Linked DNA regions of Homo sapiens: region 1 is linked to region 2. Evidence: chromatin contacts called from ENCODE Hi-C or POLR2A ChIA-PET data. All regions are on one chromosome and are shown on one strand. Each heading gives the region's core, a stretch centred on a gene start or an enhancer-like site at or near the end of the contact. The rest is flanking DNA. Distances are from core to core; before and after follow the strand shown. Region 1 holds the start of LRRC3-DT (LRRC3 divergent transcript). Region 2 overlaps TRPM2 (transient receptor potential cation channel subfamily M member 2).

The links. A loop is a pair of places that touch in the nucleus more often than their neighbours do. ChIA-PET counts read pairs that join two places held with the same protein, here RNA polymerase II (POLR2A).
Region 1: a loop to region 2 is called in a map of HL-60/S4, with 2.7 times the contacts of the local background. The contact joins the promoter of LRRC3-DT here to the enhancer-like site in region 2. A Hi-C loop is called at or near these places in 7 of 168 maps with a recorded cell type or tissue (GM12878, HL-60/S4, heart left ventricle and 1 more). POLR2A ChIA-PET finds 5 or more read pairs at or near these places in 2 of 52 experiments (K562 and activated B cell).

The regions. Positions count from the first base shown.
Region 1 is chr21:44,453,926-44,457,349 of GRCh38, forward strand. It overlaps LRRC3-DT (LRRC3 divergent transcript), which reads right to left and starts at 1,359. Exons shown (of 4, transcript NR_047476.1): 1 at 1,319-1,359; 2 at 1,052-1,127. LRRC3 (leucine rich repeat containing 3) reads left to right here and starts at 1,585. Exons shown (of 2, transcript NM_030891.6): 1 at 1,585-1,730; 2 at 2,573-3,424. The coding sequence starts at 2,720. RefSeq lists an enhancer at 582-1,082 and silencers at 1,246-1,425, 1,514-1,943.
Region 2 is chr21:44,374,472-44,377,971 of GRCh38, forward strand. TRPM2 (transient receptor potential cation channel subfamily M member 2) reads left to right here. Exons shown (of 32, transcript NM_003307.4): 6 at 1,362-1,542; 7 at 3,241-3,302. Among named protein-coding and RNA genes, the nearest start is that of TRPM2, 23 kb to the left of the region's middle. RefSeq lists enhancers at 2,859-3,358, 3,359-3,500. Within about 2 kb of position 1,385, at least 3 of the 41 ENCODE cell types and tissues checked have a DNase peak (open chromatin) inside an H3K27ac peak, as active enhancers do.

The sequences.
Region 1 (3,424 bases), core at 109-2,608, 79 kb after region 2:
AATTAAAAAATTCTGCTCTTTGAAAAACTGTTAAGAGAATGAACACACAATCCAAAGGCTTGGAGAAAGCATTTACAGATCACATATCTGATAAAGGACTTGTATCCAGAATATGCAACAAACTCCCAAACTCAATAATAAGAAAATAAACAACCCAATTAAAAGTGAGTAAAAGATTTGAACTCAACGCTTACTACAGGAGATGGAGAATAAACAGATGAAATGATGCTCAACATCATTGGCCAACAGGGAAACGCAAATTAAAACCACAGTTCCATCTATCACCACACACCTATTAGAGTATTTGAAATTAAAAAGACAAACCATACCAAGTGCTGGGGAGGATGTGGAATGTAAAACCATACAATCGCTTTGGCAGTTTCTTAAAAAGTTTCACATATGGCTACCGTGGCATCCAGCCACTCCACTCCTAGACATCTATTCAAGAGAAAGAAAAGCATTCATCCAAAGACTTGTGCACAATGTTCGGATCAGCTTTATCTGTAAGAGCCAACACCAGAAACAACCCAAATGCCCACCAGCAGGTGAATGGACACAAACTGTGGTACATTCATACACTGGAGTACCATGCAGCTGTAAAAGAAATACGCATTGACAAACCAAATGACGCAGGCAAATCTCAAAAATAATTGTGCTGAGTGAAAGAAGCTACACAAAAAGTACATATTATATGATTCCATTTGTGCAAATCATAGGAAATGCAAAGTAATCAGTAGTGACAGAATGCAGATCAGTGCTTGCCTGGGGATGAGGGAGGGCAGGGAGAGATGACCAAGAGGGAACCCGGGGTGTTCACTATGCTGATTGTGGTGATGGTTTCACAGGAGTATCCGAGTGTTAAAACGTACCAAATTGAAATATGTGGCTTACCGTCTGTCAATTACACCACAATAAGGCTACTTTTTGAAAACCATGAGGATGGCTCAGGTCCGGCTCAAATGCCCCCACCCTGCGTTCCTTCCTTGGGATGTCAGACGCTGGAGCTGGAGCAGAAGGGGACCTAGATGGGCGGAGATCTAGCCCTACTCACCCACTGGCCACGGGGTAGGCGAGGGACGCTCAGCAGGGGCTTCCCGCAGACCCAGGGTCTTCAAGCCCCAGAAGTCCTGATGCCAGAGGGAAGAGGGGATTTGCCCAGAGTGAGGGGCAGGGGCTGGACCCACAGCCCCTCCCGGCGCGCAGACCCCGCCCCCACCCATAACCACGCCCTCAGCCCCCACCACCTCGTCCTCAGCCCCACAACCACGCCCCCAGCATGCCACAATTACTCCCACAACCCGCCCACAGCCCCTGCGACCTGGGTCTTAGTACCAGCTCCATCTAAAGCCGCACCACCGGCCCCTCCCATGCCCCTCCCATGCCCCTCCCCCATCTCTTCCAGGCCCCGCCCTGCCGCAGAACCCGCCCTCAAGCCCCGCCCCCGCCTAACCACAAATCCCGTTCCGGTCTCCTTACATGCCCCGCCCCTTCCCCGCCCCCGCGGGGAATCGACACAGCCTGTCTCCGCCTTTCGCCCCGCCCCCTCCAGGCCCCGCCCCACCCCGCCCCTCGCCCGCGCAGGCCGGAGTCGCGGCCTCCCCAGCTAGTGGTCGCGGGCGCGGTCGCAGGGGCAGCGGGGTGGCCGCCGCGCCAGGCGTGGAGCTGGGTCTGGCGGGCTCCGAGAGGCCCGGGAGCGGCGCGCAGAGCAGCCTCCGGCCGCCGCCGCGCAGGTAAAGCCCCCGCCCAGCCCTGGGAGCGTGGATTCCCACCCACCCCATGACCATCCCCCCGCCGCGAGTGCTGGGGTCTCGGGGGTCCCAGGTTCCGGGGGTCCTAGGGCCGGAGGGTCTAAAGGCTGGAGGTCCTGGGGGTCCGAGCCTCTCCCGGCCGGCTCCGCGCGCGGCCCCGCCGTCCACGCCCAGCGCGGGCCGCGCGCACAGGGCTTGGCTTCTCTGTTTTCTCGGTTTCCTTCTTCAGGCAGTTGAAAGAAAAGGCGCGGTTCTGTGCCCGGTGCGAGCCGCGGCTCCTTTAGGGCTGGCAGGGAAGGGCTTGCTGGGTTATGACAGTTTTTAGGGGTTGTCGGAGTCAGCCAGGCGTTGGCTGCTGGAGTAGCCCCTGGCGCGCGAGCGCCCGCTGGTGCCCGGCCACGTGCCCAGCTTGACCCGCGCTCCAGGTTCGGGAGAAGCTGCAGCCGTCACCGTCCTCCTGGCGTCCACCCTGAGGAGGGAGGGGCTGGGTGGTCCAAGCCGCCGCCACTCCGCCGCCCGGCCTTTGGTCCCCAGCGGTGCTGTAGGTGGCCAGGGGTGGCCGCAGTGACCACCCACTGGGCCATGCGGAGCCCCCTGGCAGTGCCAGCTCCCTGCACTTGTGGGACGCTCCTCCCGGGCGCATTGGGAGTCTCCAGAAGTAAGTTACAGGCAGAGCTGTTTAAGGAGGCGTGCTCCCCACCCCAGACCCTTCAGTGGGCCCTCAACACCCTCCCCACCAGTGGACGCGTTTCCCAGGTGACCGCAGCCGGCAGTGCTGACCACCCTCCCTCCCTCTCCGCTCCCTCCTGCGTCTTCCCTTTCAGAGCTGCCAGAGTGGACTGCACTGCTTCTCCCAGCGGGGCAGGATGGCGGTTTCATGTCTGGTTGGATAAGGCCTTGCCTGCGGAAACCAGCTCCATCCCCAGGCCCTAGCAGAGGCTCGCGTGTCCCCGTCCCCAGGTCAGGTCAGGATGGGCACCGTGCGCCCACCTCGCCCCTCGCTCCTGCTGGTCTCCACCCGGGAGTCTTGTCTCTTCCTCCTCTTCTGCCTGCACCTGGGCGCCGCCTGCCCACAGCCCTGCCGGTGCCCTGACCACGCAGGGGCTGTGGCTGTCTTCTGCAGCTTGCGGGGCCTTCAGGAGGTCCCCGAGGACATCCCGGCCAACACCGTGCTCCTGAAGCTCGATGCCAACAAGATCTCCCACCTCCCGGACGGGGCCTTCCAGCACCTGCACCGGCTCAGGGAGCTGGATCTGTCTCACAACGCCATCGAGGCCATCGGCTCCGCCACCTTCGCGGGCCTGGCCGGGGGCCTGCGGCTGCTGGACCTGTCTTACAACCGCATCCAGAGGATCCCCAAGGACGCCCTGGGCAAACTCAGCGCCAAGATACGCCTGTCCCACAACCCCCTGCACTGCGAGTGCGCCCTGCAGGAGGCCCTGTGGGAGCTGAAGCTGGACCCCGACTCTGTGGACGAGATCGCCTGCCACACCTCAGTGCAGGAGGAGTTTGTGGGGAAGCCTCTGGTTCAGGCTCTGGATGCGGGTGCCAGCCTCTGCAGCGTCCCCCACAGGACCACAGACGTGGCCATGCTGGTCACCATGTTCGGCTGGTTCGCCATGGTGATCGCCTACGTCGTGTACTATGTGCGCCACAACCAGGAGGATGCCCGGAGG
Region 2 (3,500 bases), core at 135-2,634:
CATTGTAATATATAATGCAGTAATCATACAGCTCACCATAATGTAGGATCAGTGGGAGCCCTGAGCTTGTTTTCCTGCAGCTAGACGGTCCCATCATCTGGGGGTGATGGGGGACAGTGACAGATCATTAGGCATTAGATTTTCGTAAGGGGAGTACAACCTAGGTCCCTCGCATGCACAGTTCACAGTAAGGTTAGTATTCCCATGAGAATCTAATGCCGCGGATCTGACAGGAGGTGGAGCTCGGACAGTCACACACACGATGGGGAGCGGCTGTAAATAGGGATGAAGCTTCGCTCGTTCACCCACCACCCACCTCCTGCTGTGAGCAGCCCAGATCCTCACAGGCCACAGACCATTACCAGTCCATGGCCCAGGGGGTGGGGGACCCCTGCTCTAGGGCAACAAAGCCCTCTCTGCCCTGCTCCTCACTTCCTTCTGAGCCCTTACTGCGAGTTGTTTTTTTTCTGAGACAGGGTCTCACTGTTGCCCAGGCTGGAGTATGTTGGTGCGATCCTCAGCCTTGACCTCCCGGGCTCAAGTGATCTTCCCATCTCAGCCTCCCAAGTAGCTGGGACTACAGGTGTGCACCACCATGCCCGGCTAATTTTTTCATTTTTGTAGACATGAGATCCGCTATGTCGTCCAGGCTGGTCTCGAACTCCAGGGCTCAGGTGATCCTCCCGCCTTGGCCTCCCAAAGTGCTGGGATTCCAGGCGTGAGCCACCGCGCCCGTCTCCGCAAGGCCTTTAATACCACATTCCCACCAACATTCTCTTCAAGGACGTTGAGACGTTTTCCATTCATGGTGCTTCTAAATCCTCCCGTCGTCTCCCCATTGCCGGTTTCAATGCCACTTCCACATTTTTAGGTGTTTGTTGCAGCAGCAGCCCACTTCCTCACCCCAGACCTGTATCCGTTTCCTGTGGCTGCCGTAACAAATGGCCTCAAGCCTGAAACAGCAGCATTGTGGTCTCTCACGTGTCTGGAGGACAGAACTCTGAAGTCAGGGTCACACGTCTGTTTCCCCGCCTCCTCCACTCCTGGGGGGTCCGGCTTTCTCCACTTGTGGCTATGTCACTTGCCCCTGCCTCTGTGGTCCCTCGGCCTCCTCTCCTGTGTGTGTCCCCCACCACCTCTCTCCTGTAAGGACACCTGTGATGGTATTTTGGGCCCACTCGGATCATCCAAGTTAATCTCATGTTTCGATCACATGTGCAAAGTCGCTTTCTCCAATAAGGCCACGTCCACAGATTCCAGGGACTGGGACCTGGTCTCTGTGAGGGCCGGTGTTCAGCCTGCTCGCGTTAGAGAGGCAGAGCTTTCCAGAAGCAGTGTCTGACGCTTCCTGGCCATCCCAGGGCAGCTTCCCCGCCGAGTACATACTGGATGAGGATGGCCAAGGGAACCTGACCTGCCTAGACAGCAACCACTCTCACTTCATCCTCGTGGACGACGGGACCCACGGCCAGTACGGGGTGGAGATTCCTCTGAGGACCAGGCTGGAGAAGTTCATATCGGAGCAGACCAAGGAAAGAGGAGGTAGGGGAGCTTGCTTTCGAGGGTGATTGGGCAGAGAGCACAGTGGGCTGGTCAGAGTGTCAGGTACAGCTGGTCACGACCAGGACGTTCAACAGGCCTGGCGTTTGGCAGAGAGTGCAGTGGGCTGGTCAGAGTGTCAGGTACAGCTGGTCACAGGTCATTCGTGGCACTCGGCAGAGAGCGCGGTGAGCTGGTCAGACTGTCAGGTACAGCTGGTCACAACCAGGATGTTCATGGTACTCGGAACGTCCTCAGAACACACCTGGGTTTCTTTCCCGTGTCTCTTTATACTTTGTTCCAGGAGGGTCATCTTCTCTTGCCCATTTTAGCCAGTGGGAGGGCGGTCTGGGGGGCTGGCAGCTCACCTGTGTGCTCGCAGGTAATGGGCCAACCTACATTTTTTTTGGGACAGGGTCTGGAGCGCAGTGGTGTGATCTCAGCTCACTGTAGCCTCGAACTTCTGGGCTCAAGGGATCCTCCCATCACCCTCCCAAAGTGCTGGGATTACAAGCTTGAACCACTGTGCCTGGCCCTACAATTATTTTAAACCTTGATCATGGTCTGCTCTCAGGTTCAGAAATCAGAATGTACGATAGTCAAAACTTAGGATTTGATACCTTTTTCCTCATAGGTGGGATGGGATGGGTTTGAGGACGTCGGGAGGTCAAGTGCGGGGTTTTGCATATCACTTGAGGAGGGTTCAAAGAGGAGATGGTGAACGGGAGGTGTCTGACCTGTGGCTGGGTGGGCTGGGGTCCCTTGCAGGGTTCCTTGTGCATCGAACTCCCCTGGAGGGTTCCTCACCAGCTTGTGGGCCCCAGCCCCAGGGTCCAACTCAGCAGCTCCAGGTGGGCTGAGAACTTGCATTAGGAGCACGTTCCCTGGTGAGGGCGATGCTGCAGTTCAGGGACCAGGGACCACACTTTGAGAACCCTGCTTGACTAGTAGGAGCACGTTCCCTGGTGAGGACGATGCTGCAGTTCAGGGACCAGGGACCACACTTTGAGAACCTGCTTGACTAGTAGGAGCACGTTCCCTGGTGAGGGCGATGCTGCAGTTCAGGGACCACACTTTGAGAACCTGCTTGACTAGGACATCTGGGGTGGGATGTGTGGGTGAGTGTGTGAAGACGATGGGCCCATGGGGGGCTCACAGACAGAGTTTGCTGCCTGGGGAAAGGGGTTGCCAAGTCCTTCTCAGGCTCCACTGCTGTTGGGCTGGATGAAGTTCAGGGTGGGGCTGGGCGGATGGACACAGGATGGACGTGCCGCATGCTGCTCGCATCCACGCGTGGCAGGTTGTGCCACCTGCTTGGGGCCTCAGCTCTGATTGTCCATAGCCCCTCTCCCTCCCTCCCAAGAAAGCAGGCAGGGGTGGATGGGAAGCAAGCGAGCGGGGAAGTGTGGGTGGCGGGGGGCTCTTGAGTCTGCTCATTGATGTGGAACAGGCAGGTCCCCTGGGAATGTGGAGCTTTGACTTTAAACGGCGACTCAGCACTGGCAAGAGGCCTCCCAGCAGGTGCTTCAGTGTGTGGTTAGGCTGGAGCCAGCAGGGGGCAGGGGAGAGTGCCCTCAGTGCAGGGTCTTGCCCCCCACCTCTGTCCCCTCACTCGGCTCCATGCTTTGTTCAGGTGTGGCCCTCACTCGGCTCCGTGCTTTGTTTAGGTGTGGCCCTCACTCGGCTGTGTGCTTTTTCTAGGTGTGGCCATCAAGATCCCCATCGTGTGCGTGGTGCTGGAGGGCGGCCCGGGCACGTTGCACGTGAGTATGGCCAGGTGGGAGGGGGCATGTGTGGGCCCGTCCTGCTGCAGGCAGATGACTGTCCAAAAGTGCTTGTCTCAGAACTCAAGACTGTTGGCAAGAGGGCGATGAGCTTTCCCACCAGAAGAAGAGAAAGAGCATCTACGCTGTGTCGGGGCTGCTTCTGGGTGGGTGGAGGACGGGTCGGAGGAAGGTGCC